2 separate regions of the Homo sapiens genome follow, and region 2 is linked to region 1. Evidence: read pairs that join two places in POLR2A ChIA-PET (ENCODE). Cell type or tissue: A673. All regions are shown on one strand. Links, peaks and the distances in the headings refer to the core of each region. The heading gives the core; the rest is flanking DNA.

Region 1 (5,374 bases), core at 72-5,071:
CCAGCTTGAGAGTACTTCGAATTCTGTGTCCTTTAATCAGCTTATTCCTGCTCAACTTCCAAAAATATTTGTAATTAGACAGGAAACATATTCTAATCTATGTTCTAGAATTAAGCGTTCTATCTTGGTTAGAAACAAACATCAGATAAATAAATGTTATAGGGGCCAGGCACAATGGTTTATGCCTGTAATCCCAGCACCTTAGGGCACCTATGTGGGAGGACCCCTTGAGACCAGCCTGAGCAACATAGCAAGATCCCATCTCTACAAAAAAAATTTCAAAATTTAGCTAGGCATAGTGGCATGCACCTGTAGTCCTAGTTACTTGGAAGAGTGATGCAGAAGGATCACTTGAGCCCAGGAGTTCGAGGATGCAGTGAGCTATGATCATGCCACTGCGCTCCAGCCTGGGTGACAGGGCAAGACCCTGACTCAGAAACAGAAAAAAATACAGAAGACAAAGATGTTTTCCTCTCAGTGCTACTATTATATATTGTCCTGGAGGTTCTAGTCAATGCAATAGAAAGGGTTGCAAAGTAAGGAAGAAAAATCTTTGTTATTTACAGTTGAAATGTTTATCTACATAGGAAGTCCAAGAAAAATATTAAAATAATACAGCAACTTGCTGGCAAAGACATTCAAAAATGTCGTTAATTATAAAAAATACAATTTCAAGAGCAACAAAACTATGAGACGCCCATGAAAATATAACAAAAGATGGGAAATCCTTTTTGTTGTTGTTGTTGTTGAGATGTCGCTCTAAACAGGCTGGAGTGCAGTGGCGCCATCTCGGCTCACTCCAACCTCCGCCTCCCAGGTTCAAGCGATTCTCCTGCCTCAGCCTCCCGTGTAGCTGGGACTACAGGCGCGTGCCACCACGCCCAGCTAATTTTTGTATTTTTAGTAGAGACAGGGTTTCACCATGTTGGCCCAGATGGTCTCAATCTCTTGACCTTGTGATCCGCCCACCTCAGCCTCCCAAAGTGCTGGGATTACAGGAGTGAGCCACCGTGCCCGACCGGGAAATACTTTTAAGGAGAAATTTACAAAATGTTTATTGAAGGACACAAAGGAAAACTTAAAAAAATAGAGCTGATACTATGTTCCTGAATAGAAGGACTCAATATTACAAAGTTGTCTATCAATACATTATAACACCAACCAAAACTCCCAAAGGACTTTTTATGGCTCTTGATAAACTGATCCTAAATTTCATATGAAAGAACAAATAGGCCAAAAATAGCCATGATAATTTGGGGGGAAAAAGTACATAGAGGAGGGAACTCGACCTGCCAGATAAGAAACATTTGTCATAAAGCCGTATTATTAAAAAAAAAAAATGCAACATTTGTTTAGGAATAGACAAACAGATTAAAGGAGCAGATAAGCCAGAAACAGCCTAAATACATATAGAAACTTGTCGTAAAATAGAAATGGCTTTATAAATCAATCAGTGGGAAAAAAATGAAAAACGCAATGGTGCTAGAACAATTATTTATACAAACCCCCCCACAAAACTAATTAGTTCCTTACGTAGATGAAAATAAGTTTTAAATGGATTAAAAATTTGAAAGGTAAAAAGCAACATGTAAAAATTTTTGGAAGAAAATGCAGAATGTCTTTATGGCATCAGAACAGGGAAAGATTTTGTAAAGACTCAAAAGTACAAAGCATAAAGAAAAATATTGGACTACATTAAATTCAAAATATCTGTATACAAAATATATTATAGAAAATATCAAAGGATAACATATAAACTGAAGTTATTTACAGCTCATTTACCCAACAAAAGATTATACACAAATATAAGTATACCTTGAAGATATTTCAGGTTCATTTCCAGACCAAAGCAATAAAGTGAGTCATATGAATTTTCTGGTTTTCTGGTGCATATAGAAGTTATGTTTACACTGCACTATAGCCTATTAAATGTGCAACAGCATCATGTCTAAAAAACTGTACATACTTTAATTCATTAATTAATTATCATTATTTTTTGAAACGGAGTTTTGCTCTTTTTGCCCAGGCTGGAGTGCAATGGCACGATCTCAGCTCACTGCAACCTCCGCCTCCTCGGTTCAAGTGATTCTGCTGCCTCAGCCTCCTGAGTAGCTGGAATTACATGTGCACACCACCGTGCCTGGCTAATTTTGTATTTTTAGTAGAGACAGGGTTTCGCCATGTTGGCCAGGCTAGTCTCAAATTCCTGACCTCAGATGATCCGCCTGCCTCAGCCTCCCAAAGTGCTGGGATTACAGGCGTGAGCCACCGCGCCTGGCCCGTACTTTAATTTAAAAATACTTTATTGCTGGCTGGGCACAGTGGCACATGCCTGTACTCCCAGCACTTTGGGAGGCCAAGGTGGGTGGATCACTTGAGGTCAGGAGTTCAAGACCAGCCTGGCCAACATGGCGCAACTCCGACTCTACTAAAAATACAAAAAAATCAGCCGGGTGTGGGTGGTGGGCGCCTGTAATCCCAGCTACTCAGGAGGCTGAGGCAGGAGAATCACTTGAACTCAGGAGGCGGAGGTTGCAGTGAGCCAAGATTGCACCACTGCACTCCACCCTGAGCAACAGAGCTAGACTCCGTTTCAGAAAAAAAAAAAAACTTTATTGCTAAAAAATGCTAACAATCATCCAAGCTTTCAGTGGGTTGAAATGTTTGTGCTGGGGAAGGGTCTTGCTGAGATGTTGATGGCTGCTGACTAATTAGGGTGGTGGTTGCTGAAGGCTGGGGTGGCTGAGGCAATTCTTAAAATAAGACCACAGTGAAGTTTGCCACATCAATCCTTTCTTTCAACAAAGATTTCTCTGGAGCATTTGACGCTGGGTTTTTTTGTTTGTTTGTTTGTTTTAGAGATGTGGGGGGGCGGGGGGTCTCTCTATCTTGCCCAGGCTGGCCTCGAACTCCTGGGCCCAAGCACTTCTTTCTCCTCAGCCTCCTGAATAGCTGGGATGATAGGTGGACACCACTGTACCCAGCTCGTGATGCTGTTTGATAGCATTTTACCCACAGTGCAACTTCTTTGAAAATTGGAGTCAATCCTCTCTAATTTTGCTGCTGCTTTATCACTGAAGTTTACATAATAGTCTAAATCCTTTTTTGCTGGCCAGGCACAGTGGCTCATGCCTGTAATCCCAGCACTTTGGGAGGCTGAGGCGGGCAGATCACCTGAGGTTAGGAGTTGGAGACCAGCATAACCAATACAAGGAAAGCCCGTCACTACTAAAAATACAAAAATTAGCTGGGCATGGTGGCGCATGCCTGTAATTCCAGCTATTCAGGAGGCTGAGCCAGGAGAATCGCTTGAACCTGGGAGGCAGAGTTTGCAGTGAACCAAGATTGCGCCACTGCACTCCAGCATAGGCGACTTTTCTGTCATTTGTAACCTCACTGAGTCCTGACTGACCCATCTAGAAATTATCAACAAGTTAATCTAAATCAACACTCAGTTTTTTATAAAAGGAAAAAGGCCATAACTATTAAGCAAAGCCAAAATGCCTAGACTTAAGGCCCCAGAGGCCAATCAAACCACAACAATCAACATTTCTGCTGTTTACAATGTACAAACTATTCCAGATAAGTCTGTTGATCAAAGAACAAAATCAACAAACGAAAGAAGTGAAATGAATGCAATGCTTAAAATAGAAGAAGATATTTTATGAAGCAATGTCTTACAAACTCTATATTCATATAAATCAGCTCAAGGTGAAGTTTTTTCCTTCTGTTTTATTTTATTTTAATTTATTTTATTTTTATTTTTTGAGATGGAATCTCACTCTGTCACCCAGGCTGGACTGCAGTGGCACAACCTCAGCTCACTGCAACCTCCATCTCCTGGGTTCAAGCCATTCTTCTGCCTCATCCTCTTGAGTAGCTGGGACTACAGGCGTGCACCACCACGCCCAGCTAATTTTTTGTATTTTTAGTAGAGATAGGGTTTTGCCAGGCTGGTCTCGAACTCCTGACCTTGTGATCCGCCCGCCTCAGCCTCCCAAAGTGCTGGGATTACAGGCATGAGCCACCGTGCCCAGCCTTCTGTTTCATTCTAAAATAGGAAATATCTCAGCTGGGCCCAGTGGCTCACACCTGTAATCCTTGTACTTTGGGAGGCAGAAGGATAGCTTGAGGCCTGAGTTCAAGACCAGCTGAGGCAACAGCAAGACCCTGTCCCTACCAAAAATAAAAAAATAAAAATTAGAGCTGGTTGTGGTGGCTCACGCCTGCAATCCCAGCACTTTGGGAGGCTGAGACAGGCGGATTACTTAAGGTCAGGAGTTCAAGATTAGCCTGGCCAACATGGTGAAACCACATCTCTACTAAAAATACAAAAAAAAAAAAAAAAGTAGCCGGGTGTGGCGGCACACGCCTGTAATCCCAGCTACTTTGGAAGCTAAAGCAGAAGAATTGCTCTAGGAAGCTAAAGCAGAAGAATTGCAGAGCGAAACTCCGTCTCAAATAAATAAACAAATAAATAAGAATAAAAAGTAGCTGGGTGTGGTGGTGTGCATCTGTAGTCCCAGCTACTCAGGAGGGTGAGACAGGAGGATCACTTGAGCCTAGGAGTTCAAGGTTACAGTGAGCTATGATGGTCACTGCTCTCCAGCCTGCAAGAAAGAGATAGACCCTGTATCAATAATAATAATAATAATAAATAAAATAGTAAGTATTTAAAATATACAGAAAATAGATGCCACATATCCCCAATCCAGAATTAACAGATGTCAACGTTCCGTATATTTCTTCATATTGTTTTCACATTTTTTAGAAAGAAAAAAGACATATACAGAACACTTAAGTCTCATTCCCTATTCTTTGTTCCTTTCTCCTTCCCCTTAGAAACTACTATGCTAGGCCAGGCACCGTGGCTCATGCCTGTAATCCCAGCACTTTGGGAGGCTGAGGCAGGTGGATCACCTGAGGTGAGGAGTTCAAGACCAGCCTGGCCAACATGGTGAAACCCCATCTCCACTAAAAATACAAAAATTAGCAGGCATCTGTAGTCCCAGCTACTTGGGGGGCTGAGGCACGAGAATCGCTTGAACCCAGGAGGTGGGGGTTGTGGTGAGCTGGCATCCCGCCACTGCACTCCAGCCTGGGCAATAGAGCAAGACTCCATCTCAAAAAAAAGAAAAAAGGAACTACTATTTTGAAGTTGGTATATGTCATCTGGTTGTTTTCATACTTTTACTACATATGTACATATCTCATTGTTGAAATTTGCATTTTCCTATGACTACTCTGGACATCTTTTCAGATGTTTATTGACCATTAAGTTTCCTCTTCTCTTTGTTTCCTTTGCTAATTTTTTCATTTAGGATATTTTTATCTTTTTTTCTTATTGATTTGAGCCTTTTCCTTTTTTTAAAAT
Region 2 (5,374 bases), core at 1-5,000, 220 kb after region 1:
ACCTCAGAAGTGGGAGGAGTGTTCGGAAGGGTCGCACCGTAGAAAGATGATTTCTCATCTCAGCTCTACAGTGAGCTCGATAACCTAATTACCAGAGTTGGGAACCAGGTTGAACGCTTGGTAATGGACCGAGATGAGGGACGTTTTCCAGTTAGAAGAGGAGCTGCTGTCTACATTTGCCATCTGCTGTTGCCTCTTGTCAATGGGAACAGCCAGGACCGGGGGCAGGGGTAGGGAGGTTGAGGATGATGCAGTTCAGCTGTTCCCACTCACCAGGGCTGTAACTTCCTTTGCAGGGCTGGACCCCAATGGAGAACAGGTGGTGTGGCAGGCGAGCGGGTGGGCAGCCCGCATCATCCAGCACGAGATGGACCACCTGCAGGGCTGCCTGTTTATTGACAAAATGGACAGCAGGACGTTCACAAACGTCTATTGGATGAAGGTGAATGACTAAAGCTTTGCTACTGGGGCTGAGGATTCCGGATACCAAGACGCAAACACTTTCACTTTGAGCTGGGCAAATCTTACTTGGCATCAACTTGGATGGCTCGCATATGACAGGAAACTGGATTGCCAAGGCATGGCAGACTGAGCTGGAGGAAGATGTCAGAAATGTTTGCCCTGAAATCAGTTACGGACAAAATGTTGGCTACAACTTGAGGAGAAAAATCACCCCCAAAGGAGTGGACATTTCCTAACAATTCTGTATGGAGGAAGGTGGGGTAATTGCATTCGTCTGCAGTAGACACGAGTTCCTCGGACCTGTATAATCTCCCAAAGCCAAGGTTTGGTAATAATGTAGTCCCCAAATACCTGAAAGCTGTCTTTAAAAATGCAGGTAAGCATGTGACTGGCCATTTGTGCCGAGTTCTTATTTTTACGGAGGGCTTGTGGCCTTAGACGCCAGTTTGCTTATGGAAATGAAAGAGAATAGTCCCTGTTCAAGGATGTGTTTCATGACAGCACGAGTGTAAATGAGTGCCCACACATTTTAACAGCCTTGGGCAGGATTTTGCTGCTGAGATCCCTAGAGCAGCTGGTTCTTGGCTCATTCTTGGGGTAGAGGCCGTGGATCAGGGCTGGGGGCAGGGGTGACAATTGAGAAGTGCACTGAGCCCTTTCCTGTTAACAATTGGGCATAGAAAGCAGGATTAGTACTTCCTGGTTATACACTTATTTTGTAAAAATAGAATTAATATCACAGCAACCAATGTGTAGGTTTAAGAAAGTGGCCAGGTGCAGTGGTTCACGCCTGTAATCCCAGCACTTTGGGAGGGCGGGGCGGGTGGATCACGAGGTCAGGAGCTCAAGACCAGCCTGGCCAAGATGGTGAAACCCTGTCTCTACTAAAGATACAAAAATTAGCCGGGCGTGGTGGCGAGCACCTGTAATCCCAGCTACTCGTGAAGCCAAGGCAGAGAATTACTTGAACCCAGGAGGCGGAGGTTACAGTGAGCTGAGATCACGCCACTGCACTCCATCCAGCCTGGGCGACAGAGCGAGACTCAAAAGTATGATTCTGGCTGTAGAGTTTTCTTTTTTTCTCTGTCTCAAAAAAAAAAAGTGTCAGCTTTGTCTTGTCAAGAGGTGAAGGAACTTGTTTTATTCTTTTATTTTTTTTTTAAGATAGAGACGGGGGTCTTACTATGTTGCCCAGGCTGGCCTCAAATTCCTGGTCTCAGGCAATCCTCCTGCCTCGGCCTCCCAAAGTGCTGGGATCAGTTGTGAGCCACACTACCCAGCCAAACTCCAGTTTTAGTTAAACTGTTTCACCTCATTTTTATGCTGAGTTTTGTAAAGTAGGTATTCTTGCTGAACAGAGTCCTGAAAATCAAACTATACAAGTAGTAGGAAGTCCATTAAGCTGTTTAGAGGAAAAAGTGTTATAAATGGCAGTTAAATGAACCCAGGAAAGACCCATCCTCCTTTGTGGCTTTCTCTGAGGCCCCATGAGGCCAAGCAGAAGCAAACTGGCTCTAGGTGCAGCCAGACTTTGAAAAGGAATCCCGGCCAGGCTTGGTGGCTCATGCCTGTAATCCCAGCACTTTGGGAGGTCAAGGCAGGCAGATCACCTGAGGTCAGGAGTTCAAGACCAGCCTGGCCAACATGGCGAAACACTGTTTCTACTAAAAATATGAAAATTAGCTGGGTGTGCTGGTAGGCGCCTGTAATCACAGCTACTTGGGAGGCTGAGGCGGGAGAATCGCTCAAACCTGGGAGGCAGAGGTTGCAGTGGGCTGAGATCTCGCCACTGTACTCCAGCCTGGGCGACAGACCAAGGCTCTGTCTCAAAAAAAAAAAAAAAAAAAAAAAAAGGGAATCCCAACCAGATACTGGTGCAAGGTCAGAGATGCAGCCAATGGGGAGATTTGTAGAAAGCTCATAGATGCTAAAAACATGGGTCTTTAGGAAAATTAGAATTCAGCTGAGCCTCCTTTCATTTGGACAATGTTCAGAAGCTCTTACAGGGGGCTATGGCAATCTTTTGATGCTTCTTATAGCTTTCTGAGGTTAACGCTTTTGTGGTGGGCATCGGTAGCAATAAAATGCAAACTTTATTGCATTTCCAGTAAAATCTCTCCCACTTTGAGCAGGAAGCACTCACAAAAAACGCATATACATGTCAACGTTGTGAGCTCATCAGAGTTTTAGAAATCAACTTCCACAGTGAAAGCCAATGTAGGCAGAAGGTTTATAACAGAATCCCCAGGCAGAGAAGTGAATTTCAGAGCATTTCAGGGAGGAAACTCCTCTGCACATGTCAGCATGTTTAACATCGATGATGGCAGGTTGTGTGCTGGCAGCCAGAGTCTGAGGCCACTGTCCAAAGTTCAGCGTCAGTGGTTCCTGTTGCTGGTCATGGAGAGAGACAACTGGAAAGTCAGGTGTCTTCACGCTCTAACTAGAGCACAGGGATGGACCATAGCCATGCTAACCTTTGTTAACCCCTAGGACTTGTCAAGGTGTTTAAGCAGTAGGAATGAGGAAACAACGTTCTGATTCAAGTAAATGTAACTAGAAGTAAAAATTTAAAAACTTGTAAGCTCACTAAAGTGAAGCTCTGCAGACACGGTTCATATCCTGGTGGCTGAGGGCACATAACCAAGAACTTACACAAGCACCCCCAAGCCACAAAGATCCCAGCTGCTATGGTTGAGGGGTAACCTGCCAGCACTGGAGCCAAGTGTTGGAGCTACTGATCCAAAGTTAGCTCACTTCTGCAGAGGCTCTGAACCAGAGCAAAGAAATGGCCCAGTGCAAGCCCAGTGTGAGCCAAGAGTTGGCCATGTAATCAGTTCTGGCCCAACCAGGTTTGAAAGGTAGAGGAGCAGTACTGGGTTTTGGAGAGGGAAGGTTGGAACAAAGCCCTTTGCAGGCTATAAGCTTCATTTACTAGGCCAGGTCTTTCTGTGTGAATGTGCTTTGACTTTGGTCTGTTTATATGCATGGGGTAAACGTGGGACAGCCTCTGCAGCTTCACTGCCTGCCGGACGTGGGTCCAGGGCTGCCAGCTCTGGGTCCTTGGTCTGTTGGGGGTCGCAAACTGAAATGGCCATGGGGCTATCTGGGCAGGCAACACAGATGAGTGGGGATGGGGGACCCCTTCTGTACAGAGCAGCCTCTACTTAGTGGCCGCTGACAGGCTGCCCCATGAGGACGCAGGCCCAACATTACCTAATTTAATCTTCTAGAAGTCAGAATTCTGAATTTTTATGTCAACTCTCGACTTTTTTTTTTTTTTTGAGACAGAGTCTTGCTCTGTCGCCCAGGCTGGAGTGCAGTGGCGCGATCTCGGCTCACTGCAAGCTCCGTCCCCCGGGTTCACGCCATTCTCCTGCCTCAGCCTCCCAAGTAGCTGGGACTGCAGGCGCCCACCACCACGCCCGGCTAATTTTTTTATTTTTAGTGAGACGGGGTTTCACTGTGTTAGCCAGGATGTTCTCGATTTCCTGACCTTGTGATCCGCCCGCGTCGGCCTCCCAAAGTGCTGGGATTACAGGCGTGAGCCACCGCGCCCAGCAACTCTCGACTTTTAAATGTTAGCGGCCCAAAGTGCTGGGATTACAGGCGTGAGCCACCGCGCCCAGCAACTCTCGACTTTTAAATGTTAGCGGCAGACCAAACCAAACAAACACAGCTGCAGGACGGGTCTGGTACGCAGGGCTCCCACTTTGCAGTCTCTGATCTGTAGGCCGAACAACGGCAAGAACTGTCTGGATCCCACAAACATCCCCAGCCAAACTTCTGAGGCCTTAAGGGGAGGAGGCCTTGCACACCTGACTGGAGAACAGGCCTAAGAACTGCAGTGTTCTGTTTCCTGCTCTGCTTTAGAAAAGAGAGGAGACAGAAAACCAGAGGGTCTTTTAATTGGAAGCAAGGGTGGCCCTTCAGAGTCTCAGTTAAGAGTCAAGGAAAGATGAGATCACTTGGGTAGCTCAAGAAGGGAAAAGGATTTATTAGACCATTTCCAGGACAGGGACCCAGGGGCAGTGGCTGGGTTCAGTGTTCTCACGCTCAGAGGAAGAAAAGGCAGTGGTGAACACCCGCCTGACTGCCTTACCCTGATCTAAACGACACCATCTCCTCCCCCAAGGAAGACACAGCCCTGGATGTGAACCTAGGAGGGTGGGAATGGCTTATGTCACTCGGTCTTTGAGGCAGAGCTTGGGCTGGGGTTGCAGGGGCATCAGCCAATCTGCTCTCAAGGAGCAAAACTTGGGCGTAAAAGGAACGGGCAGTGGGGCTAGCCGGCTGTCTGGAGGTCTGGGTGACCTGGCAGCACGGCTGCTTCTCCCCCGCCACCCCGCCCCACTCCTTGACACTTCCAGGTGATTTTATCTTTATAAATAAGATGAAAATCCAAGCAGCATTAATTTAGGGGAACAAAAGATGGAAAAAAAAGGGGGGGAGGCAGAAGGAGCTGATGAGCATCCAGGAGAGGAGGAAGTAGGAAGAGCAGTGTCCACTGTGTGCCCCAGGGCAGTGGAGTGTCTCTGTGGCTGCAAGGCCCTTCCTTCTGGCTCCCTGGCAGACGGCCAGACAGCAGAGGGAACTCTGTATTGACTGGGACAAGCCCTGGAGCCCTGTCTGGCTGTTGACATGGGGAGTGCCTGGATTTGCCCCAATCAACCTCCCACCTTCACCATTGCCCAAGTGAAGCAGCTTTTAACTCTCTTGCCCAAAGTCCTCTGAGAATTTCTTCACTTTCAGGAGGTCGTCTGCATTCACCGTGGGCCGGGTGGTGGCCAGAGACCGCAGCATGTCCGACTGTGAAGGCAACAGTATGTGCCTGAGCAGGAGCCAGGCTCCAGGTCCCCAACCTCCCCTCAGCACACAACAGGCGCAGCTGAGGGTGGGAAGAGGTTTGCCTTCA

Evidence for each region. ChIA-PET counts read pairs that join two places held together with the same protein. Peaks named below come from ENCODE experiments on the same cell type or tissue, not always from the same donor. Only the 100,000 strongest peaks of a DNase experiment are listed, where the experiment ranks them.
Region 2: POLR2A ChIA-PET joins it to region 1 with 16 read pairs; 3 of 35 experiments call an interaction of 5 or more read pairs at or near these places.

The regions. Positions count from the first base shown.
Region 1 is chr16:69,544,081-69,549,454 of GRCh38, reverse strand. No RefSeq gene overlaps it. Among named protein-coding and RNA genes, the nearest start is that of MIR1538, 19 kb to the left of the region's middle. In A673, for the core only: no CTCF peak of the experiment used is centred there; no DNase peak of the experiment used is centred there.
Region 2 is chr16:69,324,102-69,329,475 of GRCh38, reverse strand. It overlaps VPS4A (vacuolar protein sorting 4 homolog A), which reads right to left. Exons shown (of 11, transcript NM_013245.3): 11 at 2,537-5,268. The coding sequence ends at 5,167. It overlaps COG8 (component of oligomeric golgi complex 8), which reads left to right. Exons shown (of 6, transcript NM_032382.5): 6 at 297-3,048. It overlaps PDF (peptide deformylase, mitochondrial), which reads left to right. Exons shown (of 2, transcript NM_022341.2): 2 at 297-2,563. The coding sequence ends at 454. Among named protein-coding and RNA genes, the nearest start is that of PDF, 3.8 kb to the left of the region's middle. In A673, for the core only: no CTCF peak of the experiment used is centred there; a DNase peak (open chromatin) is centred at 345; H3K4me3 peaks cover 1,644 bases; H3K27ac peaks cover 1,746 bases.